3 separate regions of the Homo sapiens genome follow, and regions 1 and 3 are each linked to region 2. Evidence: read pairs that join two places in POLR2A ChIA-PET (ENCODE). Cell type or tissue: Panc1. All regions are shown on one strand. Each heading gives the region's core, and the rest is flanking DNA. Links, peaks and the distances in the headings are about the cores only. Region 1 overlaps LOC105373910 (a long non-coding RNA gene). Region 2 overlaps DOCK10 (dedicator of cytokinesis 10). Region 3 overlaps LOC646736 (a long non-coding RNA gene).

Region 1 (8,588 bases), core at 2,522-5,021, 72 kb before region 2:
GATTAGAGCCACCCTTAAGGATACAATGGATATGGAGCTGGTGGTCCCCATCATGTCTCCATTCAGTTCACCAACATAGACCCCAAAGAAAGTCAAGGGATCCTGGAGGATAGCTATAAATGACAGAAAGTAAGATAAGGTATTTTTGCCGGAACAAATTATTAAATAATTTGACCTCAAGTTTCTGATAAGTGGTCATGGATTTGGCAAATGCATTTCTTTGCAGCCCAATTACAAAAGACTGTATCTCTGTCATGATGAAGACCAGGAACAATTTTCATTCACATGGAAGAGACATCAATATTTGCTCTCTGTCACGATACAATCTGAAGAAATCCACCCTGCCTCGATATCTCTGGAAGGCTGAATATTGATCCCCCTTCCCCACTCAAAGGTGTCCATGTCCTAATCCCTGAAACCTGTGTCTATGTCACCTTCCAAGGCAAGAGAATTTTACAAATGTGATCAAGCTAAGGCTCTTGAGATGGGAAGACTATCCTGGGTGATCTGAGTGGGCCTGATGCAATCACAAAGATCCTTGTAAGTCAAAGAGGGAGATAAAGGAGTCAGAGTCAGAGAAGATGTAATGATGGAAGCGTGTGTGTGTGTGTGTGTGTGTGTTTGTGTGTGTATGTGTGTGTGTGTGTGTGTGTGTGTGAGAGAGAGAGAGATAGAGATTGAGATTTGAAGATGTTATGTTGCTGGCTTAAAGATAGAGGTAGGAGCCATGAGCCAAGGACCGCAGGCAGCCTTTAGAAGCTGGCAAGGGCAAGGAAACAGATTCTCTCCTGAAGCTTCCAGAAGCAACACAGCCCTGAAGACACCTTGATTTCAGGACATCTGGCCTCCAGAACTGTAAGATAACACATATGTATGGCTTTATGCCACTAAGTTTGTGGTGATTTGTTGTAACAACAACAGAAAACTGATGAAGATTTCCCAGAGAACATCAGAGTGATGGTAGGAGGTAGGATGTTTTTATGGGTTAGTGAATTCAGCAGCTCAATGACATATTTAAAATCCCAGGTTCTTTAACAGTTTTCTCTTTGACATCCTCAGTGTGGTTTTTGCTTTTGTTTTCAGACTAATTTCCTCATGGTGACATGATTGCTGCCTGGTTCCAAGCATCACATCTCACGTGTCACCAGTCAGGAAGGGGGAATGGGCGTTGTGTTTATTTACAGTAATAAGTAACACTTTATCATAACAGTAGAATATATTTTGTCCCGTGTGTCCTCCATTCTTTATATTGAACTGCAAATCAGGATAACTAAAGGAGACATTGCAAAGGGTTGTATAGATGTTGAGACATAATGTTGAACAGGCAAGTGACCTTTGAATCTCTGACTATTCTTGTCACGTTTGATAAAGATAAGAGTTGGCATACAGGGTAATCTAACTGGAGTGTTTTTTGAGAAGAGGTATATTGAGTATTTGAAGACACAGTTAATAAAGAATCTTGCATAAAGAGTCATAGGATTCCAAGCAAAATTCAGTCCAAGTACTTATCAGTGAGTAGTTATGAAAATACCCGTTGCTTTAAAGGCCTGTAATCTTCTTTGGAAAGCTCTGAATGCAAACCTCCTTCTAAAATGACCAAATATACTTATTTGCCAATAAGCAATACTTTCTCAGAGTAATTTTTGTTCTCTAATATAGATTTCATTAACCTGTTCAATTTATCAGCTTATTCAGTTAATTACACAGTTTTGCTCTGGGCCCTGGCAGCAGCAAAATGATGCCATGGTTCGCCAGCATGGGGGAGCATGTGTAGGGATTGGGTTGGAAATCTTCACAAGGGTGGTTGCTACTCTACCAAGATTTCCACTGCAGTTCAGTGGCTCTATAATTGACACTGCTGTCTTGGGGAGGTCCTTTGCAGTAGGAATGCAACTGATGAGAAATGGCTTGGAGTTAATTGAAACCTTTTGAAGTTGCTCCAGTCTTCAAACAAACAAACACAAAAATAAATTCTTAAGTGTTATATTTACAGCATAAATTTATAACAATATTTCTTATGGGAAGGAACTTTGGGGCCATGTTCATTCTCATGTACTGCATACATCTTCTGCAGCCACTGAACAGTAACACGAGGGCTGAATTCACTGAGGGCCGAAGTGTGATGCCACGGGAAGGGCATCGGACCATGAGTCAGGACATGGGGTTTCTGGGACAAGTTCTGCCACTAACTCCCTTGCAGGATGTGGGATCAAAATGAACGCCCACTTTAATTTTCTTTGAAGGCAAAAACCATGTCTTATATACAATGTTAATACTACTGCTTCTACTACTACTACTACTATTACTACTACTAATACTATTACTACTACTGCTACTATTACTATTACTACTACTGCTACTACTACTACTACTACTACTACTACTACTACTATTTCTTTTCTTTTTCCTTTTTTTTTTTTGGGACGGAGTCTCGCTCTGTCGCCCAGGCTGGAGTGCAATGGTGCGATCCTGGCTCACTGCAACCTCTGCCTCCCAGGTTCAAGCGATTCTCCTGCCTCAGCCTCCCGAGTAGCTGGGACTATAGGTGTGTGCTACCATACCTGGCTAATTTTTTGTATTTTTAGTAGAGACAGGGTTTCACCGTGTTAGCCAGGATGGTCTCAATCTCCTGACCTCGTGATCTGCCCGCCTTGGCCTCCCAAAGTGCTGGGATTACAGGCGTGAACCACCACGCCTGGACTATTACTACTATTTCTTGAGTGCTTACTGGGAACTAAGTATATCATAGTAAGTGCTTTGCATCATTTACCTCATTAAATTTTTATGTCAGAGAATGTCAGTATATCTCCTCTTAACAGATGAGAGGGCGAGACTTAAAGAGGCCAGGTCATGTTGCTTAAGGTCACATGGGTGTGTAGGTGTTAGAGCCCAGGACCGTCTGATTTCAAGGCCTATGCACTTCCTGCTTTAAGATGGATAACAAGCAGGGCTGATGTTAGTAACCCCTCAGCTTTACAAGAGTGATTCTCAGCCTGCGTGTACATTGGCATCATAGTGGGTGAAGGGGAACTTTAAAGGACACTGATGCCAAGCTCCACCCCAAGGGATGCTGATGTAAGTTGTCTTGGTTACAGCCTGGGCAGTGGGATTTTTTTAGTTCTCCCCAATTTGTTTTATTTTGCAGCCAAGATTGAGAACCGCAGCTTTATGTGAAGTTTCAGAGATTGAGAAGAGAAAGCTGGGAGGGTTGAGGTACTTTCTGGTCATGGAGCTCCAGTGTTCAGAGAGCTAGTTTTTCTTAGAAGAGTTTCTTGAAGAGGTTCTTTAAATGCTAAATTCTTGGGATTTGGACTAATCATCAATGCAGCTCTAAAAGTGTAAAGCACTTGTGGAAGGGAAGGAGCAAGTATTTGGGAGGAACACTTGAATTAGTTGGTTTCAGAGAGCAGATTTGATATGAGGGGAGTTCCTGTTCTAACAGAAAAAGGGCCGAGCACGGTGGCTCATGCCTGTAATCCCAGCACTTTGGGCGGCCGAGGTGGGTGGACCACGAGGTCAGGAGATGGAGACCATCTGGCTAACACAGTGAAACCCTGTCTCTACTAAAAAAAAAAAAAAAAAAAAATACAAAAAATTAGCTGGGCGTAGTGGCAGGAGCCTGTAGTCCCAGTTACTCAGGAGGCTGAGGCAGGAGAATGGTGTGAACCCAGGAAGCAGAGCTTGCAGTGAGCCGAGATCGTGCCACTGCACTCCAGCCTGGGCGATAGAGCGAGACTCCGTCTCAAAAAAAAAAAAAAAAAGAAAAAAAAAGAGAAAAAGAAGATTCTATGTGTGATGATGTAGTGACAAGTTCTCACATAATTAATCCAGTCAGGCCTATAACTAAAGGTCATGGCAGAGATGAAAAGGGTCACAGTTTGGGTGGACAGTGTAATATCATCCACATAGTAGATAAGATGATGTAATTAAGAAGGGAGTGATTCGTTTACTTCTTGTGTGCCCATTTAACTGTTACATGTGACCATGAGCCATTGAGCAAATTACACTTTCTAGTATATTAAATGGTGTAACAACTGAACCAAAGACTTATCTGCTTCTGGGTTATTTACTCACCTTCCTACTCTGCAATGCTGAATGCTCTTTTATATTAAATAACTGGATTTGTTGGACAAAATGTGCTTCAAAATCAAAGGGTCTTCTGGATATTTTGGAGAGTGAAGTTTTCTCCTTCTTAGCAAGTCTTGGTTGTTCCGTCATCTTTCCATCAGCAGTGAGTTCCTGGTTGGAGGTAACTGTGTATAAATTAAAACTCCTCAAGGCCAGGGAAGAAGAGGAAGAAAGAAGTGTGTGGGCTTGAGAATTAATTCTGAGTAGAACTGGGGACAATCTTCATGAATGAGTGAAACCATGAGTGATAACTGTGTTCCTTAAAGAAGAGGGTTGCTCTGTTTCTTGGGATGCTCTTAACAAAAGTGAATGTGTACGTGGTTTTCCCAAAAGGGCATTGAGCAAATGACAGGATGAATTTAGCATTGTTAGGTACAGACTTTTCATTGGTTCTTAGATAGAAACATACCCAGTATAAGAATTCTGAAGTGACTGAAAGAGGAGATATTCTAGTGAAAGAAAAAGGAAGAAAGAGCTGCTATTTCCTGACTGAAAATCTGACTTCCACAGAGAATTACCTTTTAGGAAAACCCAGATGGGAACAAGTTTAATCTTTCTCTGAGTTGAGGGTGAATGGGGTTTCCAGTTCAATTTTTAAGGTAGTTTTAATCATGCCAAACTATTAAATGTGTATGTATGAGATTGGATTAACTCAGTCTTTCTTGTGTCACTTTTTAGAAAAGGAATTGTTAGCAGATGATTGTAGTCATGAAATATTTTGACTGTCTGGCAGCACTAATGTTAAAGATAGAAACAATAAAAAAAGCCAAAACAGGTCTTTTATTCATTCTTGTATGAAAAAGCATATTCTCCAACTATATATGCTTTTTGAAAAATTTTATTTTTCCATAAGTTATTGGGGTACAGGTGGTATTTGGTTACATGAGTAAGCTCTTTAGTGGAGATTTGTGACATCCTGGTGCACCCATCACCCGAGCAGTGTACACTGCACCATATTTGTTGTCTTTTGTCCCTTGCCTCCTCCCACTCTTCCCCCCAAGTCCCTAAAGTCTATTTTATCATTCTTATGCCTTTGTGTCCTCATAGCTTAGCTCCCACATATCAGTGAGAACATATGATGTTTGGATTTCCATTCCTGAGTTACTTCACTTAGAATAATAGTCTCTAATCTCATCCAGGTCATTCCAAATGCTGTTAATATGCTTTTAAAAACATAGCTTGATTAAATGAACATTCTCCTGCATTGATATTTAAAAATTAAGTATTGCAGCAGGTGGCAGAACTCAAGTCTCTTGAGAAAGGAATATGATTGAAGATTGTTGACTGGAATAACATACCTTTTCTTCCCCAGATGGTTTTATTGTCCTTTAAGTTCTGTGAATGGTGTTTTCCATAATCAGCAGGTACTACTGTATTTTGCCTTTAATTTTGGTGGCTAAAACTATCAAGCTCAATGTTTGTGCCTTCCAGGATTCTTAGAGGTTACAAAGATTTATTTTCTAGAGGATAAACTAGAATTTGGACCTAGAAATAAAATGAACTCCATTATGTTTCACATTTTCCCTGTACACAGCTGTCTCTGGTTAAGTTTATTGTAGGTTCTAACTGTAGAGAGCAGCTGTAGCTCAAGGCAATGAGAACAGACAGAACTGGGGTGCTAGAAAAATTGCCAGAGCTTGCCAGTTAGTCCTGAACACATTGTTTAGGCTTCCTTTGTATCAGTATGCTCATTTGTTCAAGGAAATTTGCTGGAGGCCATATTTATGAAAGCAGATAGCGGTGGCAGACAGTGTTGTACTTGACAATAAATAGTTGGATGTATTTGCTAACCCCTAGTTTTCATCTCCCACAGGATTATTAATTTGTACCATTATTGGTAGTGTTTTTGACCATCAAGAGTTCATCATGGAGTCTTCCTCCCCCTTCTTCTTTGTCTTTTTCTTTTCTATCTTACTCTTCTTTACAGGTGAAGCTCTTGACCCAGCACTAGGGAAGTGTCTTGCTGTCCAACTATTAGCTGATCACTCTTCAGTTCAACCTAGAGAAAATCAAAAGCTAGAAAAAAACAACAGCTAGAAATTTCATATCTAAATTTTATCAGTTTAACACCTTGACTTAAATTAGGCATATGTTGGGAGTCTATGTTTTGAATGGAACAAAATAACAGTATCTTGCATTTATTTAGTGCTTTATGCAACATATTGACCTTCATGATCTTATTTGATCTTTAAATACCCCTGATATGGTTTGGCTCTGTGTCCCCACCCGAATCTCATCTCGAATTATAATCCCCACGTGTCAAGGGAGGGACCTGTAATTCCCACTAGTTGAAGGAGGGCAGTGATTGGATCATGGGGGCAGTTTCCCCTCTGTTGTTCTCATGATAGTGAGTGAGTTCTCTTGAGAGCTGATGGTTTTATAAGTGTTTGGAAGTTCCTCCTTCACTTTTCTCTCCTGCCGCCATGTGAAGAAGGTCTTTGCTTCCCCTTCACCTTCTGCCATGATTGTAGGTTGCCTGAGGCCTCCCCAGCCATGTGGAACTGTGAGTCAATTAAACCTCTTTCCTTTATAAATTACATAGTCAGGTATTTCTTTATAGCAATGTGAAAACAAACGAATACAACCACCCCAAACACTGAGAACATTGAGATCATCTTCACTTTTGAGAATGCCTCAAATTACAAACATTTAAATTTGATAACTCACTTAGTGTCATACATTTAGGGGACAGCATGGAACTCTTACAGAAGGAATCAGGAAATATAAGCTCCAGTTTTGGCTGTGCTACAAACTAACCATGTCAAGTTAGTGGCACAACCACCGTGAGCTATTCTTAGTCTATGAAATTATGGCCTGGAACTAGAATTTTGCAGGAATATTTTATGATTTTTTGATTTTGGAATCTCCTTTCCCCATCAAAAGGAAGAAAAATCAGCTGGGCATGGTGGCTCATGCCGGTAATCCCAGCACTTTGGGAGGCCGAGGTCGGTGGTTCACCTGAGGTCAGGAGTTCTAAACTAGCCTGGCCAACATGGCAAAACCCCACTAAAAATACAAAAATTAGCTGGGTGTGGTAGTGGGCACCTGTAACCCCAGCTACTTGGGAGGCTGAGGCAGGAGAATCACTTGAACCTGGGAGGCGGAGGTTGCAGTGAGCTGAGATTGTGCCACTGCACTCCAGTCTGGGTGATAGCGTGAGACTGTCTCAAAAAAAAAAAAAAAAAGAAGAAGAAGAAAAATCTGCCAGAGTGATTGTTTTTGTTTATGTATTGTTTTCCTTGCAAGATAACTGTACAAGTGAAAACCATAAAGTAGACAAAAATATATTTTGAAAAAAGTTTTAAAACAAAATATGCTCATACTTTCTAACATTATGTTTTAGTTCTGTGGCAAATATGTCTTGACTCTGGGTTAGGCTACATTTTCGTGAAGATGTGGAACTTTAGCCTTTTTATCCACGTAGATGTCACTTCTTATACGACCCTCTTATTCTCTTTTCCCATCCTCAGACTTCCTCTTCCCTTTTTCATTTTCCAAAGTGTAACTTTCCACATCCCCTTTCTTGTTCTGGATCTCTATGTTTAGGAAATTGCGTTTAAGTCAGAGATCAAAATCTGGTATCTTAGGGCAGGGGTCCCCAACCTCTAGGCCACTGACTGGTACTGGTCCGTGGCCTTTTAGGAACCTGACTGCACAGCAGGAGGTGAGCAGCAGGTGAGTGAACATTACTGCCTAAGCTCCGCCTCCTGTCAGATCAGCAGCAGCATTAGATTCTCATAGGACCACTGGAAGTGCAAATGTAAGGGATCTAGGCTGCATGCTCCTTATGAGAATCTAATGTCTGATGATCTGAGATGGAACAATTTCATCCCCAAACCAACCCCTCTGCCTGTCTCCGCCATCCATAGAAAAATTGTCTTCCATGAAACTGGTCCCTGGTGCCAAAAATGTTGGGGACCCTTGTGCTAGGGGCTAGATCTGGCCCCTAGATACATTGTGTTTGGTTTTCACAGTGTTTAAAAAACTGAGCACATTGCCAATATTTATGAATCAGGAAATTTTGCATAAAAACCCAGATATTAATGTATCTTGAAAAATAGGCCATATGGCAATACTATGTCTGCTTTGCCATATGGCACTATGAAGGTGGGTAACAGTGGCTCTTCTTAGATGGAGCATATACATGTCTGCTCTCCAGAATCTTCACTCATTGTTGTTACTTTCCTGTCACTGCTAGGCATTTGAGTTCCTGACTTAGTTTCATACATACCAGTGGAAGTTTTGGGCGTAGAAGAAGACAAACATAACTAGTTGATCAGAGCATGACCAAGATGCATTTCATGTTCTTTGTAATTCATTATGTTTAAAAATATGCTCCAAGGGCTTATTATTAAGCACTATATCCAGCCGGGGAACAGAGATAGAGCGTTGTTTCTTTTTCTTTCTTTTTTTTTTTTTTTTGAGACAGAGTCTTGCTGTGTCACCCAGGCTGGAGTGCA
Region 2 (2,500 bases), core at 1-2,500:
TTTTAAAACTAACCCTGGGATTAAAGAAGTATGTAGACAACTTCTATGTTTTTTTAAAGACTATGTTTTTTTAAAGATTTATAGGAGCATTGTGACCTGACCAGGACAAAGAAGTTTGCAACCTCCTCAGACCTTTGCTCATGCCCAGATATCTGTGGTCATCAGACACTTCTTGATTTCAACCCCCTTCTTTTCTCCCTGCCCTTAACATAAAAAGAGCCTACAATGTGTACTGAGTTAAGATGGTACTTTAGGATGCTGGATCACCATCTTCATGTTTGCTGGCTCTCTGAATAAACCTGCTTTTCCTCCCATCAACTCTCACTTCTAGTGTTCGGCTATTGAGCAGACAGCAGCCAAATCTGGGTTTGCTTACACATAATTAATTCTATTTTTCTATTTCCTTTTTATATTTTGATGTGTAGCTATCCATTCTAATTGTTTCTTTTTTTTTTTTTAAGACACAGTTTTGCTCTTGTCTCCCAGGCTGGAGTGCAGTGGTGTGATCTTGGTTTACTGCAACCTCTGCCTCCTGAGTTCAAGCGATTCTCCTGCTTCAGCCTCCCGAGTAGCTGGGATTGTAGGAGTGTGCCACCACACAGGCTAATTTTTTTTTGTATTTTTAGTAGTGACGGGGTTTCACCATGTTGGCCAAGCTGGTCTCACACTCCTGACCTCAGGTGATCCACCAGCCTCAGCCTCCCAAATTGTTGGGATTACAGCATGAGCCACCGTGCCTGGCCTGTTTCTATTTTTAAGTGTTCAATAGAATTTTTTTCCTTTGTTGTAATTTTGTATGTACCTGTTTTCAGAATATGTGCATGAATAGATAGGTATGTGAAGGTATTCCTATAGATGGAGACCTAGGTGACAAATCCCCATTGAAGTTCAGAACCAGGAGAAGGTGTATATTTCCTGTGGACAGATCTTTTTATAGATCTATTTCTATAACAAGGCCTGTGCAATCCATCAGTTTCTTTTCTTTGTGTCAGTTTCCATGAGGCATAGAGTCAAGTTTTGCTTCTTTTAGCAAAGGTTTCCTGGAAAAGAGATGATTTTTCTCTCCCCTTAATCACCTAGTCCTTGTCTTTATATTTTTGTTTTAGCAGTTTTAGGTACAGCATATCTTTGTTTTGGAAACAAATCAGCTCAAATATACTTTAGAAGTTGGAGTATGAGTTTTCATTTTAAAAGCTGTGTTGTTAACTTCAGTTTAAATCATGAGGCTTTTCCCCCCATTGACCTACCTTGAAATGGAAATGGAGTTGTTCTAATTAAATAAAAACTTAGAGAGCACTAGCTACTAGGGAGGTGACTAGAGAGACTGAATGGCTAGGAAGAGAGGGGTACACCAGAAGGCCACAGAGGACAGAGTAGACATAAAGAAAGAAAAACATACCACTTTTGCTTACAGTACTGAGGGAAATACTAGACACAGAGGAACAGAAGCTGTATAAACACGGACCTCGACAGAGCTGCCAGGAAAAAAGAGAAAAGCATTTTTGTCCAAAGTTTCTAGGTCAGATGTGATTTACAGTTGGAGACAAGCATTCCTTCACCACCTTCCCGAACTTTCAGATCCATCATTTGTTCTTTTTATTTCACTCCCAGATTTATGATTTTCCCCATTCTATCAAGTCATCTCTCCTGAGTACTTAATTCCTGTCACCCCTCAAATAGCCTAAACCAATACTACCTCCACGAGGAATCCTATCTACGGCAATTCATTTTCTCCAATATAACTCGGTCAACCATTTCTTTCTCTAGCTACAATGGAGAGTTAAAAATCAGGATGGAAGAAGATGGAAAAACCGAAAAGAAGCAAGATGGGAAATGCAATTAGAAAAAACAGATTCATACAACACACTTCATGGTTTGTGAGTCGTATTAACAGTGCCAGGCCATTTAAGGAAAACAAAGGAAATGCATATTCAGTGGGTGGCTACCATGTATGAAGCACTACTGGGAGACTAATTCAAGTTCTGCTCCTCAGTTTTTCTGTAGAGAACACATCTAACTCCTGGAGGGGAGCACGGGTGATGAGATGTCCAGGTAGAGTGTGGGGGTATGGATTCTAGGAAGTAGGCCAGGAAGCAACACTTGGCTTTCAACCAGTTGATTTTTAGCCACCCAAAAAGTACTGAGATGACTGAATGCCCACATTTTGTGTGCAGCCTTGCAGAACATGCTGTACACATCCCAGACGTCACGGATGACTTGCTTGTGGGGTGGGTGGTTGAGTTTTATCTGAATTCTGCACATCTGCAGGAGGCCCAGCCTCCGTAAAGGCAGTCTTGGTGGTAAACAGCCATGACTAGTCTTAGGGTTCATCGTGAGTATAGTGTAGAGACCCCCTCAACTGTGGACTCCACATCATGGCCTCAGGGTTGTGAGGTCCTCAACTAGGGATGGCGGAGGGTGGCAGCAAACCCTCATGGGAATGCCACCCAGTGTTCCTCAGCATTTAATGGGACTCACATAGTCTAGAAAACCCAGGGTT
Region 3 (8,588 bases), core at 2,990-5,489, 1.4 Mb after region 2:
CTTAACCCCACTAAATTTTATTTCCATCTGGATCACGACTTAAAAACTTGATCAGTAAGATATCCAGTAATCAATTGTGCCAAATGGACATTTCTGAACTCATCTCTAACTTGATCTTCCTGGTCTTATTGGTCCTTTTCAGTCCCACTTTATATCACCAAGTGAAGTGAACTTAACACTCGTTGGCTACCAACTGACTGTCAGGTACACTGAGTCTTAAACTCTGTGGTTCTTGTATCTCTTAGTTTTTTCTTTTTCTTTTTTTTTCCTAACTCTCTGATCATAGTATTCCAGTCTTCTTTATGGATGCCTCTTCCTTTGACTGCCCTTCAAATAAATTTCCCATATGTGTGATCCGATATCTGCTTTTCTTTTCACTCTAGATGTATCTTATCTACAGCCCTGATTTATTACAGGACAATTTATCAAGCAATCTCCAATATACATAACTATTCCAGCACTCTCTATTGAGCTCCTACCACATATCTTCTTGAATATCCACTTGCAAAGATGTTTTGAACCACAATTTCAACATATCTCACCCTGAATCAATGATATTTCCTCCAGTTTGGCTTCTCCTCCATTATTTCTTATTTTCATTAACAGTAACATATCAATCCTATCACTCAAGTTAGAAACCTGGGAACTCTCTAACCATGTCTCCCTCCATCACTTTCTAACTCCAGTCCATCGAAAGTTCATTTTGATTTTCATTCCCAAGTATTTGTTCATTTCAGTTGCCACCCTTCTCTAACGTAACTGACGTAGTTCATCGCTTTTCACTGATATTACTAGAACAGCATTATAGCTAGTTTTCTCTCATTCGTCTTTAGTTAATTCAATCGCCATAATACTTCAGAGTAGTTTGTCTTAAATAAAAATGTGATCTCTTCAACATCTATTTTAAAATCCTTCATTGTGTTCCCAGACTTTTTGGTGAGGCTTTATGTGCATGGGGCCATTATCCTGTGGCTTGACTCTCCAGTCTCATCCCTGATCACCCTTTCCCATGGATCTTAAAAAAAAAAATTATTTCATCTGAACTTCATCTCTTTCAGCCTCACCTGAAAAAAACAGGATGAAATAATACTTTCATCATGCTTGGATCTTCACTGCCTTATCACTAACATTTTCCACAGTTCAACCTTTTAAAAAGAGTTAAAAACATTTGTTTTTTCTAGCTCCTCACTTTCTGTTCACTTGTAAGTTCACCATAAAATCTGGATGCTGTCACCAAGATCATAAAGAGCCTGCCACTTGTCAAATTTAATAGGGACCTTGAAGTGTTTGTGTTGCTTGATGTACCAGTAGTTAACACTGTTGATCACTGTTGGTTCTTGAAACTTTCAATACCTACAGATTTAAGGACATTTTTCTGGGTTTTGTCTTGCTTGTGTGTATTCTCTTACATTTTACAATGGTACCAATATTCTTCCCGAGCCCCTCTTTGTGTGCTAACTCTTAAAATTGTTTTGTTTTTTGCCAGGGTTCTCTTCTTGGTCTCCACGTATCATTCTCAGCCCAGTGGTTCTCAAGTGTATTTCAAGCCAGGTACACTGAGGGCCCCAGTATGCAACAGCAACAGAAGCTCATATATTTGCAAAGCTAAGTTGGAGGTGGGAGATTTTGTCTAATTTTAAAAAGCACCTTAGTGATTTTGACCTGTTGTCTTTCTCTGATCAAGATTCTTACCCTTTCTGGCCGATCTTATCCTTGCTTCATCCTTCACTACCACCTATGTTTAGATGATTCACAAACTTTTACCTCTAGTTCTTATCTAATTTCTCAGTTCCAAGTCCGTATATTTTCCTGCCTCTTGCCAACTCAAACTATATGTTCTACCATTATGTTTAGCCCAAACTGTCCAAGTTGGACCGATTATTTTGTTTTCTCCAAAATGTTTGTCAAACAGAATTCCTGTCTCTGTAATTATCCAAGCAAAAAACCTGGGGTTCATTTACCTCCTTTCCCCAACATTTTTCACCATATCCAATAGATACTCTAGCCCTGTCATTTTTTTAAATTTCTCAGTCACTCTCATTACTTTACACTTCCCTCTCTTCTCATTGATACTGTCATTGTTTAGTCTTCTTTCTAATCTATTATGATCATTCTCTAATTATCGTGCCTACAGCTTGACTGTCTGCAATCTCTTCCATTCAGATCTCAGAGTAAATTTTCAAAATAAAACTCTTATCATTTCACTGTCTGAATCACAACTCTTTTGAACCCCCACCATTTACAGGATAAAGTCCAAATTCCTAACCTGATGTTAGATCTCCTCTTTCAGATGAATAAGAACAGAGTTCACTGACCCATTTTCATTTATTTATTCGACAAATATTTATTGAGTATCACCAGGCAATACACTAAGGATATGGAATGAAAAAGGTCAGGGAAAATAAAATAAACAAAACAAACATAAATTCAAAGTTGTAAGTTCTATGTTAAAAAAAAATTAATGATGTAATTGATATTAACTAGATGGCTGTTCTTTTTTGTTGTCTTGTATGCTTCTCAATTACAGCACACAGTGTTCGTGTTATTTAAACAGCTGTATCCTACACTAGATTCTCGATGCCTTAAATAAAGACAAGTCTTACTGCATTTTCAGCCTCAGCACTTAGCAGTGACAGCACAGAGTAGGAGCTTCATCAATGTTAGCTGAATGTACTCACTCAGGAGCATTTGCAAATGTTAATGTTGACTGACTTTGGGATGTGTAAAATATTTGGCAAGGTAGTGGGGAAAGGAAAGAGAAAAGGCAAGGGGTGCTTTACCATGCAAATCCATTAAATAGATCAGGATACAGTAAGTAGAGTTCCAATGGCAAAATATATATCTCTGATTTTATAATTTAGTGAACAAAACTCAAAAATAACCCATTGACATAGCACTTTTTTGTCCAGTAGAATCTGCCCATCTGCCAAGTGGGCCTTGATCTTTCATGCATTTCATGTGCTATTTAGCTCTCTACTTATCTTCAACTACCAGCCTCTTACTTTATATGCTTATTATTCAGAGTATGTAACATTAGCTGCTGTATAGACAATCCCTCAAATCTCAGTGATTTAACAAATCACAGGTTGATTTCTTGCTCATACCAAATCTAATGTGTATTAGCAAGGAGCTTAGCTTTGTATAGTCATTTCAAGGCCAGGATTCTTCAACTGTATGGCTCCTGTACCTTTTAAGGCCTTAGCATATTCCATCAGATCTCCTACAGTCAACAGATATTGGGAAAGATGAAAGGGTACCCAGGAATTTGTGGAAATCAGATCTAGAAATGGTATCTATATTCCATTACCCGCATTCTTTTGGCCAAAACTCAATAATGTAGCCACAACTAACCTCAAGGAGCCTGGGAAACAAAGTCTGATTGTGTGTCAGGGAACAAGGGAAAAAAGCATGGCTATTGATGGGCAAGACTTGATAGAGAAGGAGTACTTTGTCTAAGAGTGATTCCTTGCAGATTAGCCACTCATAAAGTGCCATGGGTACCATCTATAGTCAAGTGTTTAAGACACTCAATCCCGGAAGAATTCTGAGCTGATGAATTCAGTTATCCATCCACTATATCATGTGAATTATATCCACTGGGCTTATTTCCAGCCCACTGATCATAGCACAGTAGGAGCTGGGTCTGCTGCAACCATGCATGCTGAGCCAATGGAATTAGGCTGGAACCAAAGTTCTGCCAAATGATCTAATGTTGATCTCAACTTCTGATCACATCAGGAAAGGGACGTGTGCTCAAAAATTCCGTAGCTCAAAGTTTAGGGTTTCTTCCTTGGAGTCTGATGCTGGTCCTGCTAGTTGCAAGGTTGCAGCAGAGGACCTACATTCCTGCTAATGCTCCTGCTTCTTTTATTTTACCCTTGGAAACCAGACCTGCTGAATACTGTCTAGCCTTTTGTCTTTGTTTACTCAACACAGGCATTCTCTGCTACAATACTTATGTTTAATCTTGGGCTTCCACATAGTTTCTGGTCCCATGTCTGTCTATGTACAGCTAGGTCTGCCCAACCTACACTTTCTCCTCACATTCAGTGTCCAACTAGTCTCATACAAGCCCCATATGGCCACACCACAGTATCAGACACTTCTCCCAACACACTCCATCCTTTTCCATCCAGAGAGGCACTAGGGCTCAAACATAATAGGCTTTGTGCAGACAAGTCCCCCAGCTGATTGTTTGAAATTGCTTTGATAGCTTGTAATTTGTGATTATATTTTTTAAGCTGAAAGACTAAAATGCCTGGTAGTTGAAAAATCATTTAAAAGATTTTACCTTTCACTATACTGCTGGTGCAAAAATGCATTAATTTTACCATCAGCATTATTAAAAATAATGTCCCATATTTATACATTTGACCATTTTTAAACTTATTTAACAAATATTTACTGTGTATTCATAATGCACCAAGCACTGGGGAGCACTTGGGATACAAAGTATTTTGGAAGATAATAATGAGGTGCAGACAGTTTAGATGAGTTAGCTAAGGGAGATTTTTTTTTTTTTTAAGAAGAAGTTGCATGTAAGTTGTAACATGAAAGATAAGTGTGAGTTTGCCAGAGAGCAGGGAGGAGGGTATCCTAGATAGAGGCAAGAGCATGTCAAAGGCTATTTGGAGAACTGGAAGAATTGAAAGATGGCCACAGTGGCTGAGCTGAGTCTGTAGGTATGGTGGGGGATGTATGAGGGGTTGATGCAACATGAGGCTGGAGAAGGGGCAGGTCTTGATAAACATTGTCAGTCATATCTTAAAAATTTAGATTTCTTCTTAAAGAAAATAAACGTCTTTAAAAATAAAGGGTTTAAAACAAGTGTCTCAGATAATCAAACATGATAGCTGCCTCAAGGGTAATAGATTGGCAAGAGACAGTGTGGACATAGGGTTTCGGAGTCTGTTGCAGTAGCTTGGGTAGGAGAGATGGTATATTTTGTACTAAGGCCGGGACAGTGAAGATGGTGACCATTAACTTATTTGAGATATTTTTTGGTTATAAAATGAATCATAATTAAAGACAATAGGTCATGTAAATCCTTGAGAAAAAAAGCACCATTAGGAATAAATTTAAGAATTAACATAAAAATTGGCCAGGCATGGTGGCTCACATCTGTAATCCCAGCACTTTGGGAGGCCGAGGCGGGCAGATCACTTGAGGTCAGGGGGTCGAGACCAACCTGGACAACATGGTAAAACCCCCTCTCTACTAAAAATACAACAATTAGCTGAGATACTTGGGAGGCTGAGGCAGGTGAATTGCTTGAATCTTGTGGGCAGAGGTTGCAGTGAGCTGAGATCATGCCACTGAATGGGCGACAGAGGGAGACTGTCTCAAAAAAAAAAAGAAAAAAAATTGTCATAAAAATAACGATATTAGAAACAAATCACAGACACTGTGACCCTACACAGCTGCATTATTGTCTATTGGTATTGCCATTTTTCATTTAATTTTTGTCCCTATCTAGGAATAGTCAACAATTTTTTTTTTTTAAATGGGGTCTCACTCTGTCACCCAGACTGGAGTGCAGTGACACGGTATCAGCTCATCACAACCTCTGCCTCCTGGGTTCAAGCGATACTCCTGCCTCAGCCTCCTGAGTAGCTGGGATTACAAGCACCCACCACCAGGCCCAGCTAATTTTGGTCTGTTTAGTAGAAATGGGGTTTCACCGTGTTGGTCAGGCTGGTCTCGAACTCCTGACCTCAAGTGATCCTCCCACCTCAGCCTCCCAAAGTGCTGGGATTACAGGCATGAGCCACCGTGCCCAGCTAACAATTCTCTTAAAAGAGCTACCATCAAAAAATCTGAAAAAAGCACTATTTAAAAAAAAAAATCACAGACCTGAACATAATGAAATATAACAAATGAATCACTCTGAATGGTACACTCCCACAAAAATGCCATGCCTGGGAGTTTGAAAGAAAAGCCAACCACCTGGGCTTGGGATTCAATCTGTGTTTTCAGTGACGCTTGAAGGTGAAACTCTCCCTTGTAACTAGAGAGTTACAGATCCTTAGAGAGGCGCTTCAGTGGTTTCATTCAGCGGTTACTGCAAAAGCTGTCCAGGTAAGTCCCATGACAGCCTCACAGGGTCCTTTGAAGGATCAATCAGTCCACAGGATCAGAGACTACTTTGCCCTCAGCATTTTCAGAATTTCAGCGACAGGGCATAATACATTATTTGATTATCTTAGCTTAGTATAACAAAATCCCAAGCTCTTCAATTCCTAATAATATGGGGTTTTTGTTTTTGCATTTTTTTTTTGTGGTGATTATTACTTCATAGCAAACTTCTCTCTGCTGGTGTTTTGCTGTTTTGCTTATCTCCACTGGGGCTGGGTTATAATAGCTTGGAGATGTTTGTTTCCTGTTTGTGGAATGTCTGACTTTCCAGCTCACTTTGCCCACAGGTTTGAGGCTGATAGATTCCAGGAAAATAGGAAGAATTCCATTCAAAATACCATAAAAATGGAGCAGGCTACAAGACTTTTGAGATAACACTACTGTTAAATTTTTTAAAAGAAAGACATTCTGAACCTGAGAGTCTCTTCAGTTTCATGAAGTGTCCCGGCAGGACGCTGAAGGCTACCGAGAACCCTGACTCCTATTAAATCAGATGGTACCTTATTGTTGCGTCAGAGCATTTTTCTACTTTCTCTCCCTTATGGAGCTAGCTCAAAGGTGTATTTTAGCTCCTGTTTTCTGAAAGTCCATGAAAGAGAGACACTATCAGTTTGCAACAATTATCCTTTATGTAGCACTTTTATTTTAGTATTCTCATGGAGCAACAAAGCAGGGCACCTTACCTGCAGAAAGTCAACAAAAAGGAGGGGAGATGCTATTGTCTTTGAGCTGGGGAAGGGTTCTCTGTTGACAAGTTAGACTCCAAAAAATTTGAGCCCCGGATTGAGGTAGACTAAGGAACCATAGTCTGTCTTGTGCCATATAAGCACAAAGAATTTTACAAGAACAATTCATAATAAGCTTTGTTAAACTAAAATTTTATCTTTTTGTTATGATTTGTAGTGCCATTAGCCTAATGATGTTAGGTATAAAACTCATTCATTCCAAAATTTTGTATAAATTATACTTTCCTTGCAGCTGGTAAATTCTTAAGGTGAGTAATATCACTTTTCCATCTGTTTCTCATATTCATTAAATAAAAACTATATTTTGTATGCTTACTTACCTTTTTTTCTAATGATACTCACCTATACTCTTTTGCTTTTAATCTATATAATTTCATAACATAGCATCATACAGTTAAGAGGCAGGAAAAACCAGTACCTTGGCCTCAATAGGTAAACTGTATGTTTCCAGGACACAGACATTAATTTGCTGAGTTAGAGTTCAGTAGTACCTTATTGATTATTATGTAAAACTCCTTCCTTTTAACAGACTAGGTAACTTAAGTTTTTCATGGACAAATATTAATTTTCAGCCAACTCTGTTCCAAATGCTATACAAATGTAAGTAAGGCATAATTCTTGTCCTTTAGTGTCTAATACTCTGCAACAAGGTTTCTCAACCTCTGGCTAGATAATTCTTTGTTGTGGTACACTGTCCTGTGCATTCTAGAATGTTCCACCACATTTCTTGCACCTCAAAAATATCTCCAGATTTGCTAACAATCCCCTAGTTGAGAACCACTGTACTAGAAGCAAAAACAAACCATGCACATAAAGACTTAAAATATAAGCAGAAAGTACAATGAGACACAGTAGATATAAGCACAGCCTCTGGAGTCAGTTGGTCTGAACTTGAATTCTGCTTCTACTAAGCAGGTTACTTAACCTCTCCATTCTTCAGTTTCTTCATCTGTAAAACTGGGCTCTATGATAATATCTATCATATCTTGAGTTCTAGTGAAAATTAAAGGATTTTATGTGTGTGTGTCTATGTGATTAGAATAGGTGTTCACACCACATTGTCAACACTGAATAAATGTTAGCTCTTATTTTTCCAATAAAGAAACATTCCACAATTCAAATTTAAAGGAGGTATTTTGGAAGTAGCGGGGGAGAATATTTCCAGACAGCTGCATCTTCAATTAAGGCTTTGGGTTAGATAATTGCTGAGTCATCTATAACTTTATTGATGAATGTCAATGTGAATGGATGATTCTAATCCAATCTCTTTGTTTTTGAAAAGTGAATGGAAACTGCATGAAATAATTTATCTAATAATTCATTACCAAGGTTCTCCCTCAAATGTTCACTTCATCCCTGTTGTTTATTATAGATAAGAATATGGAATGCTCACTCCACAACATTGTTTGTGAAAATCTTCAGATTTATTTTATTGAACAAGGTAAATAATGCAATTGTACCCTTGTCAGTTTCAACAGAGAAATCACACGTCAGTTGTATATGTTCCTTCTTGCCTTCTTTGATCACTCCCTCCTTTTCGCCTTCCCTATGTATTTCATTCCTTTCTTCCTTCTCCTTACCTTCTTTCATTTAACAAGTGTTTATTGAATATCTACTATAGCCACTGTGCCATGTGCTGGGGCTATAATTTGATCAGGAAGCACATAATCTTCCTCCTAGTCTTCCGCAGCCTGATTTATATTTATA

Evidence for each region. ChIA-PET counts read pairs that join two places held together with the same protein. Peaks named below come from ENCODE experiments on the same cell type or tissue, not always from the same donor. Only the 100,000 strongest peaks of a DNase experiment are listed, where the experiment ranks them.
Region 1: POLR2A ChIA-PET joins it to region 2 with 5 read pairs; 2 of 35 experiments call an interaction of 5 or more read pairs at or near these places.
Region 3: POLR2A ChIA-PET joins it to region 2 with 5 read pairs; 1 of 35 experiments calls an interaction of 5 or more read pairs at or near these places.

What each region holds. Positions count from the first base shown.
Region 1 is chr2:224,693,330-224,701,917 of GRCh38, forward strand. All of the region lies in intron 2 of LOC105373910 (a long non-coding RNA gene), which reads left to right. Among named protein-coding and RNA genes, the nearest start is that of CCDC195, 19 kb to the right of the region's middle. In Panc1, for the core only: no CTCF peak of the experiment used is centred there; no DNase peak of the experiment used is centred there; H3K27ac peaks cover 1,487 bases.
Region 2 is chr2:224,767,473-224,769,972 of GRCh38, forward strand. The region is part of intron 55 of DOCK10 (dedicator of cytokinesis 10); the gene reads right to left. Among named protein-coding and RNA genes, the nearest start is that of CCDC195, 52 kb to the left of the region's middle. In Panc1, for the core only: no CTCF peak of the experiment used is centred there; no DNase peak of the experiment used is centred there; H3K27ac peaks cover 623 bases.
Region 3 is chr2:226,166,494-226,175,081 of GRCh38, forward strand. LOC646736 (a long non-coding RNA gene) reads left to right here. Exons shown (of 7, transcript NR_046102.1): 5 at 8,254-8,322. Among named protein-coding and RNA genes, the nearest start is that of MIR5702, 490 kb to the right of the region's middle. In Panc1, for the core only: no CTCF peak of the experiment used is centred there; no DNase peak of the experiment used is centred there; H3K27ac peaks cover 303 bases.